Linked DNA regions of Homo sapiens: region 2 is linked to region 1. The links are chromatin contacts, found by Hi-C or POLR2A ChIA-PET in ENCODE. All regions are on one chromosome and are shown on one strand. Each heading gives the region's core, a stretch centred on a gene start or an enhancer-like site at or near the end of the contact. The rest is flanking DNA. Distances are from core to core; before and after follow the strand shown. Region 1 has its middle 67 kb from the start of LINC02038. Region 2 overlaps LINC02026 (long intergenic non-protein coding RNA 2026).

Region 1 (3,506 bases), core at 905-3,404:
ATGGAGAATGGTGAACCTAGAGGGCCAGACCAGTTAGGGGGCCATCACAATTACCAGATGATGCCATGAGGGTATCCTGAAACCCTGGGTCCATGGCTGTAACTTGCCCCTGGCAGGGCCTACGCTGACTTGTGGGAGCACCAGTTAACCTGCCAATATAAAGTCGGCTTTGATTAAAGGGGAATGAGGCAAGCAAGAGGGCAGGGCAGGCACCCACTGGCTGCTGCAGGGAGGTCCATGTGGAGGAGAAGGACGGGCCCAGCAGACAGGCACTGCCTGAGATTTCTGTACCCTGCAGGAGCTGGGGCAGGAGGCAGGGTAAGAGAGGCTACTTGTGGTACAATCTGTTCAGGTGGGCCTCTCCCTCCTTGCCCACCCTGCTGTCTTTGCAGGGGTTCCTGGGCCTCTACCAAGCAAGTCTTCAGTGTCCCAGCAGAGAAGGAAGCCTGGTTATCAGGGTGCCTGGGGAGTCTGTGTGTCTCCCCCAGCAGCCCTCTAGTGCCCCAGGGACTGAACCACATTTCTTTCCTCTCTTTATGCCCTGAAGCACACTTGAGCACAGGGCTTTTAGGAGGCCTCAATAAATATTTGTCACCAGAACTTTGCGCAGTCAAATAGAAACTGCACGTTGACACTCTTGGATGGGATTACTTCAAGCTACCCCTTCTCAGGCACCTTGGGTTCTCAGCAACCTCTGACAGTCAGCCTCTCACCCACTCCTCTGTGGGCCTCAGCAGCTGAAGTGGGGATTCCAGGAGTCCTTCTGCCTGGCATATAGAGGGTGGCCCTGGTGAGGACCCAGCGTGCTGTGGAGGGAGAACAGGGAAGTTGCCCTCAGGACCTGACTCCTATGGAAGACTCCTCTGCTGTCTGTGCCCTGCTTCAAGGTGGGAGAGTGGGGTGCCCTGGTGGCCCCCAGGCCAGACCAGAGGCTCGATGCTCAGGGGGCAGGCAGCCATGGTGAAGGAAAGCAAACCTTGCTATTCAGGGAGACCAGTGCCTTCCTCAGAGGATGGGAGGGCGGATATACAAGGAGGCGTCCGGGGGCAAAATAACGGTGTAAGGAAAATGGTACTGCCCTAGAAGGCAGGAGAAGACCAACTAGCCAGAAGCTATCAGAGTCCTGGAGTCCCATCCACCTTCACTCCTTCGGCCTTTTTCATAAAATCGCTATGCCCTAACTCTTCTTCATTCCCCAGTCATGTTGCCACAAGCCACTCCTCACACAGCACCCTCCTCCCCTATACCCTGAGCAGTGTGTTTTCCTGAGAGTTTATATTTTTCCCCTTTGCAAATTATTATCTCCAGACCCTTGAATCTGGAAATGAGAAAATCAATTAGCAAGGGATTACAGTCTCAGACATTTTCCCCCACCTTTTGCTTTAGAAAATATATCAAGAAATCATTGTGACTCTTTAGATGGATATTTCATAAATCTACTCAGTTGAAAACTCAATGAGTGAGATAAAGGTTAAGTCAGATCCCTCAGATCTGTGTGTGCAGAGGTATGTGGAAGCCGCCAGGGAGAAAGGCCCTGAGTGAGGTCACTGTTACCACTTTCTGCCTCAAAATGTAAAGATGCCTTTAACAGAGATAAGGTGAATAGAAAGCCAGCCTTTTGCTTGAGATGAAACTATTATTTTTAAACTGGTCCTAAAAAGTCTGACCATTTCTCAATTTTGTGGGATAAAAAAAAGAATTCAGTAAAAGTTGTGCCATCCAAATTTGATGGCAATTAAGAAGCAAAAGTATCCTCTTTCAGGGAGTGAAAATTTTTCAGACAAAGAAACTGAGTCCTGGAGTGCATAAGTGATTTATCTGAAATCAAAGACACTTATTTTCTTCACTTTTCACACCACAGACTCATGAAGCTTCTGATCAGAGAGCACTAAAACCCAATTGGCTTGTTTCAGGCAAAGGAAGTGCCAGAAAGTCAGAGGTAACTGACTAACTGCTTCCACCTTGGCCCCACCAAATGCTGCAGGGTGATAAGGGTTAAATCAGACAAGTCCCAGCTCTCAGAGCTGCGTGTACTGAGGTGCATGTGAACAACCCTCCCCAGAGAAGGGTTCCTTCTGTTATCTTGATGGCAGGAGTATTCAGTGCCCTTTGCATAACCCCCAGAGCCTTGAGTCTGACTGCAAAGTTTGCAAAGACTGTCTCCAGGCTGTAGCCATTGCAAGTGCTTTTGCAAAGATTAGGCTGTTTGATAAACAGATAAAGTTGGAACTGGAAGGGACTTTAGAGTTTGCCCAATTCAGACCTCTCAACTTTCTGTTTTTTCAAACAGAGGAGGAAGTTGCAGCTCAGAAAAGAGGCAAGAATCATCCAAGTGACACACAGTGACTTGGCAGCGTTGGAGCTGGGACGAGAACATGAGCTTGGGTCACCACCTTGCACAGCCACAGGGGAAGGGTGGCTCCTCGAAAGGTCCCCAGAGCTCTCCTTCAATCCCGGACCACATGCTTCCTCCTTCCAACTATCAGCTCCAACTATTTAGCAGTTGCTGGCTTTGCACAAGGAGAACTGGGAGTAGTCGGCATATCGTTGGTTTGCAGATGGGTCCACCAGCTCAGCAGTTGAAGACAATGCCCCCTTCAACCTTCAGGTTAAAAACATTTATTTTCTTAAGCCGCATCCGCATAAGAATCACCAGGGACTCTTGCTAAAATCCAGCTCCCTGGGCCCCATGTCAGAGTAGGAAGATGAGGGACTTCATTTTCAGAAGCTCCTCTGGTGACTTTTAGAATAAAGCAAGCCTGGAACTCTCCCTCCTTCTTTTGTCTCTTCAGCCTGGCATTCAAGACTCTTTGCTATCAGCCTGACTTCCTGCTGATCACATTTCTATGCCTCACGGAACTTTTTGGCATTTCATAAAAATTTCGTAAATTCATAATAGTGAAAGCTACCATTCGCCCTGCACCTCTAGAGTACAACACAGGCAACTCTCATTGACAGACCTCTCCCAGGCAGATGAGGATAACGGCCCCCACTTACAGTGAAGACTAAGGGATGGGAAGTTTGAATAACTCTTCTAAGGGCACAGAATCCTCACTCTCAGTCACTTCACAGCACTGTTTCCGTGAGCAAGGCCTTCATTTTTCTCACACATATCTTTGTTTATGCCATTTCCTCTGCAAAACTGTCACGCCTTCTGCCTGCCATCTCTGCTTGATAATGTCCGGCTCATTCTTTCCGGCCAGCACCACTTCCCTCTGCTTCTTTTTAGGCACTTGCCACGTTATGCCTTGTGCTGGAGGTGATCGTAGGCACTTTCTCCACTGGCTTTTTAATATTTTTTAGAGATAGGGTCTCGCTCTGTCGTCCAGGCTGGAGTGTAGTGGCTCACTACAGCCTCAACCTCCCAGGCTGAAGCAATCCTCCTGCCTCAGCCTCTCAAGTGGCTGGAACTACAGGCACACACCACTTACGTCCGGCTAATTTTTGTATTTTTTGTAGAGATGGGGTCTCACTTTGTTGCCCAGGCTGGTCTCAAACTCTTGGGC
Region 2 (3,251 bases), core at 142-2,641, 60 kb after region 1:
TTAATAAAATGAGGAGGTTTGGGATCTTCCAAGCTATGTTTCATTTCCTAACCCTAGACCATGCTTCTGCAACTGGAACTAGAGATCAATGGGAAGAGCAACAAGGGTAAGGGAGAGTTGATGGATGTGCCTGAGGACGTTTTAGGTTTGTAGTAATGACAACATAGTCCACTGGGGGAGCTCTGCGGGCTGTTGAACATGTAGAATAGGACCTAGTTGGAAATGTGGATTGGAGAGCGAGCATCAAAAAAGTGAGTTAAGGGGGGAGGGGGGGAGGGATAGCATTAGGAGATATACCTAATGTAAATGACGAGTTAATGGGTGCAGCACACCAACATGGCACATGTATACATATGTAACACACCTGCACGTTGTGCACATGTACCCTAGAACTTAAAGTATAATAAAAATAAATAAATAAATAAATAAATAAATAAATAAATAAATAAATAAAAGTGAGTTAAAGCCCCACAATTCAAGTTACTTCGAGGATATAGGATTAACAAAGCCTGCTCAAGCCAAATGATGGGGACACGGCAGGCCAAACAGGGAAGTCTGTGTGTGATGTGATAGGCAATATAAAGCCAGCAAAGGTCTGGGATCAGGGAGGTCATTGTAATTGTCAGGAAATTCATATCAGATTAAGGCCAGTTTTGCCTCCCCACGTCTGTCAGCTGACATGTCTTCTGCCCTGTGAGGAATGCAGAATGCATCTGCTCCCCCTTCCACATGGCAATAGAGAAAAAAGCAGGACTAACACTTTGCCTTTGTGCATTTCACAGGAATAGCAGGAAAAGCCTTTTGAGAAGGCTCAACACTCACAGAGAAAACCACATTAATCATCAGCCTAGGAAACTGGAACACTCCACAAAACCATTGCTATAGATTCAATATTTACACAAAATCTGGAGGTTGAAGTTCTTCCTTTCCTTGCCACAGAAAGGAAACCATGAAAAGCTGCCAGAAAGAGAATCTCAGTTCCTATTTACACTCGCCAAATTCATAAAGCGCAACATTCTCATCTTATAGATAAGGAAAACTGAGTCGCAAAAAAGACAAAGTGTCTTGATCAATAACGTGTTCATACCCTTTACCTGACCATGCACATTTTGAGGTGCGGAAACTGCAGCCCCAAGCGTACAATGCCCTGCCCGACATCACACAGAGAGTGAACACCCAAGCAAACAGTCATCCCCGTTTGCCCCACTGCTCTACCCCATGTACCAACCAAAGCAGGCTAAGCAGAGAGAAAAGGAGGAAGGTAGCTGTGCTGTGTCTGAAGAAGCAAACCAAAATAAGTCTCATTCAATCCGGTCTTTGGGACGGGTAAAACCCCTAGTAATAGAGGAACCTGCAGACACGTAGTTGGGTTTTGGTGGAAATCATTGGGACCTTCTCTGCTATGTTTCTCGAAACAGTGTCTTTCAGCTTTCTGCAAGGGAGTTTCCCAGAGGTCTTATTACAAGTATGGTTTGGCTGGAGCCCAGCCCAGACTTCCTGGGTCAGAATCTCAGGGTGGGGCCCTGGAATCTAAATTTCTAACAAGCTTCCCCAGTGGATTTTATACACACTGAAGTACAAGAGCCACTGTGGCTCACATTCTTGACCAGACAGTATGAAAAGACTAAGTTCAGATCTCATCCCCAAGATGGGGGTCAGACCAGACAGGGGTCACCGTCCCGCCTTTAGCACCCGGGCCCCACGTGCCCTTTCAGCCCCTGCTCGTTGCTCAGCACAGCCCAGCCCAGAATTACTCCTCCTAAAAGACATCTCTCTGCCATTTTAATTTCCAAAACCTGTCATAAAAGCAGCTCTTCTCTTCTGATGAGGTAATTGGTGCCATAATACCATTAGGAGGGTGCCCCTGGTGCACAGCTCAATTAGGAAAGGTGTATTAAATGATTTACATTTCTTTCTTTAGCTGAAACACTAGTTATAGACTTGCTAAGTAATAGGATGTTGTTAATGAGCCATAGCATGGGGCTCATTTAATTCAATACTGTAGCTTTCTAGCTAATTGAGGCATTGTTCTTCTTTACCCCACAGTCCAATTTTTCTTCTCCCAAAGCCAGGGGAAGAAAAAGAAAGGAAAAAAAGAAAAAAGAAAACCATTCGAGGGTCAGACAGCAAAAGTAAGAACCTCCATAGAGTCTGATTCCCAGCCAGTTTATGACAGCCCAGCCTTCCAGGGGATAAGATTCCCTATGTTAAGAGCTGACTGCAGGTTCATTCTAGGCTGAGGCTGAACCTAGAGGCCTGAAGAGCCCCAGGCTGAAGAACCTGGTTACAGTGTCCCCATCCTGTGAGTTCTCCACTCTACAGGAGCTCAGGGGAGGCCTGACTTGGGATCATCTAGCCTTGGTAATAAAAGTGTGGTCCATGAGCGAGCATCACGTGGGGGCTCGCTGGAAATGCAGAACTCATGTCCCACCCAAACCTACTCAGCCAGAATCCACATTTAACAAGATGCTCAAGTGATTCTCATGCGCTGCAAATTTTACGAAGCACTGGTCGAGATCCTTTCAGATTGAGCCACAACCTCCCAGGCCTCCCTCAGGGAGTGTTCCCTACTAGAAGGTAGCCTATTCCCACCCCACAGAAACATTGCTCTTTTTTAAAATATGGGACTATTCTCATGGAGGAAAAAAAAAACTTTTTTAATGAAAACAGAGAGACAGAAAGAAACCCAGAGAGAAACAGTAAAGGCCAGAAAAGGGTTGCTGAACTTGAGAAGTTCAAAAGCCCATATTTCATTTTGCTCACAAAACCACAGACCTCTCCTGCAACACACCCAAAGACTGCAGCTTTGCCTCTGCCAAGCCGCAACTGAATGGAAAGCCAGGAGAAAACACTCTTTCTAACACAGGAGAGCCAGGAACTCCAGTGCAGAGACCAACCTTCCAACCTCAGGGACTCACAGTGTGTGGAAGCAGCCAGAGGCCTTAGAAGTTATGTCTCACTCCCTTCATCCTACAGAACAAGAAACTGAGTCGTGCAGGGCAAGTGACTTGTTCAAGCAACCCAGTCCCGTTAGTGGCAGTGCTGGCTGGGATTGGGCCCAGATCTCCTGTCTCCCGTTCTCTTGCCCTCACACCACGAGACCTCAGAGAATCTATACAAGGATTCTCTTAAGATCAATATGCAAAAGCCGTTTCACTAATTTGCACAATATGAAACTATATTCTTCTAGAGCAAGTGTGACATTACTCAGTTGCAAACACTGCTGTGGACAGGTAATGTCAAGGAACAGG

The links. A loop is a pair of places that touch in the nucleus more often than their neighbours do. ChIA-PET counts read pairs that join two places held with the same protein, here RNA polymerase II (POLR2A). Pooled maps may share reads with other maps.
Region 2: a loop to region 1 is called in a map of PC-9, with 5 times the contacts of the local background. The contact joins two enhancer-like sites. A Hi-C loop is called at or near these places in 7 of 168 maps with a recorded cell type or tissue (Calu3, PC-3, PC-9 and 4 more), 1 of 37 single-sample maps with no recorded cell type and 5 of 50 pooled maps. POLR2A ChIA-PET finds 5 or more read pairs at or near these places in 2 of 52 experiments (MCF 10A and OCI-LY7).

What each region holds. Positions count from the first base shown.
Region 1 is chr3:193,909,002-193,912,507 of GRCh38, forward strand. No RefSeq gene overlaps it. Among named protein-coding and RNA genes, the nearest start is that of LINC02038, 67 kb to the left of the region's middle. Within about 2 kb of position 2,155, at least 2 of the 41 ENCODE cell types and tissues checked have a DNase peak (open chromatin) inside an H3K27ac peak, as active enhancers do.
Region 2 is chr3:193,970,185-193,973,435 of GRCh38, forward strand. The region is part of intron 1 of LINC02026 (long intergenic non-protein coding RNA 2026); the gene reads right to left. Among named protein-coding and RNA genes, the nearest start is that of LINC02026, 32 kb to the right of the region's middle. Within about 2 kb of position 1,392, at least 8 of the 41 ENCODE cell types and tissues checked have a DNase peak (open chromatin) inside an H3K27ac peak, as active enhancers do.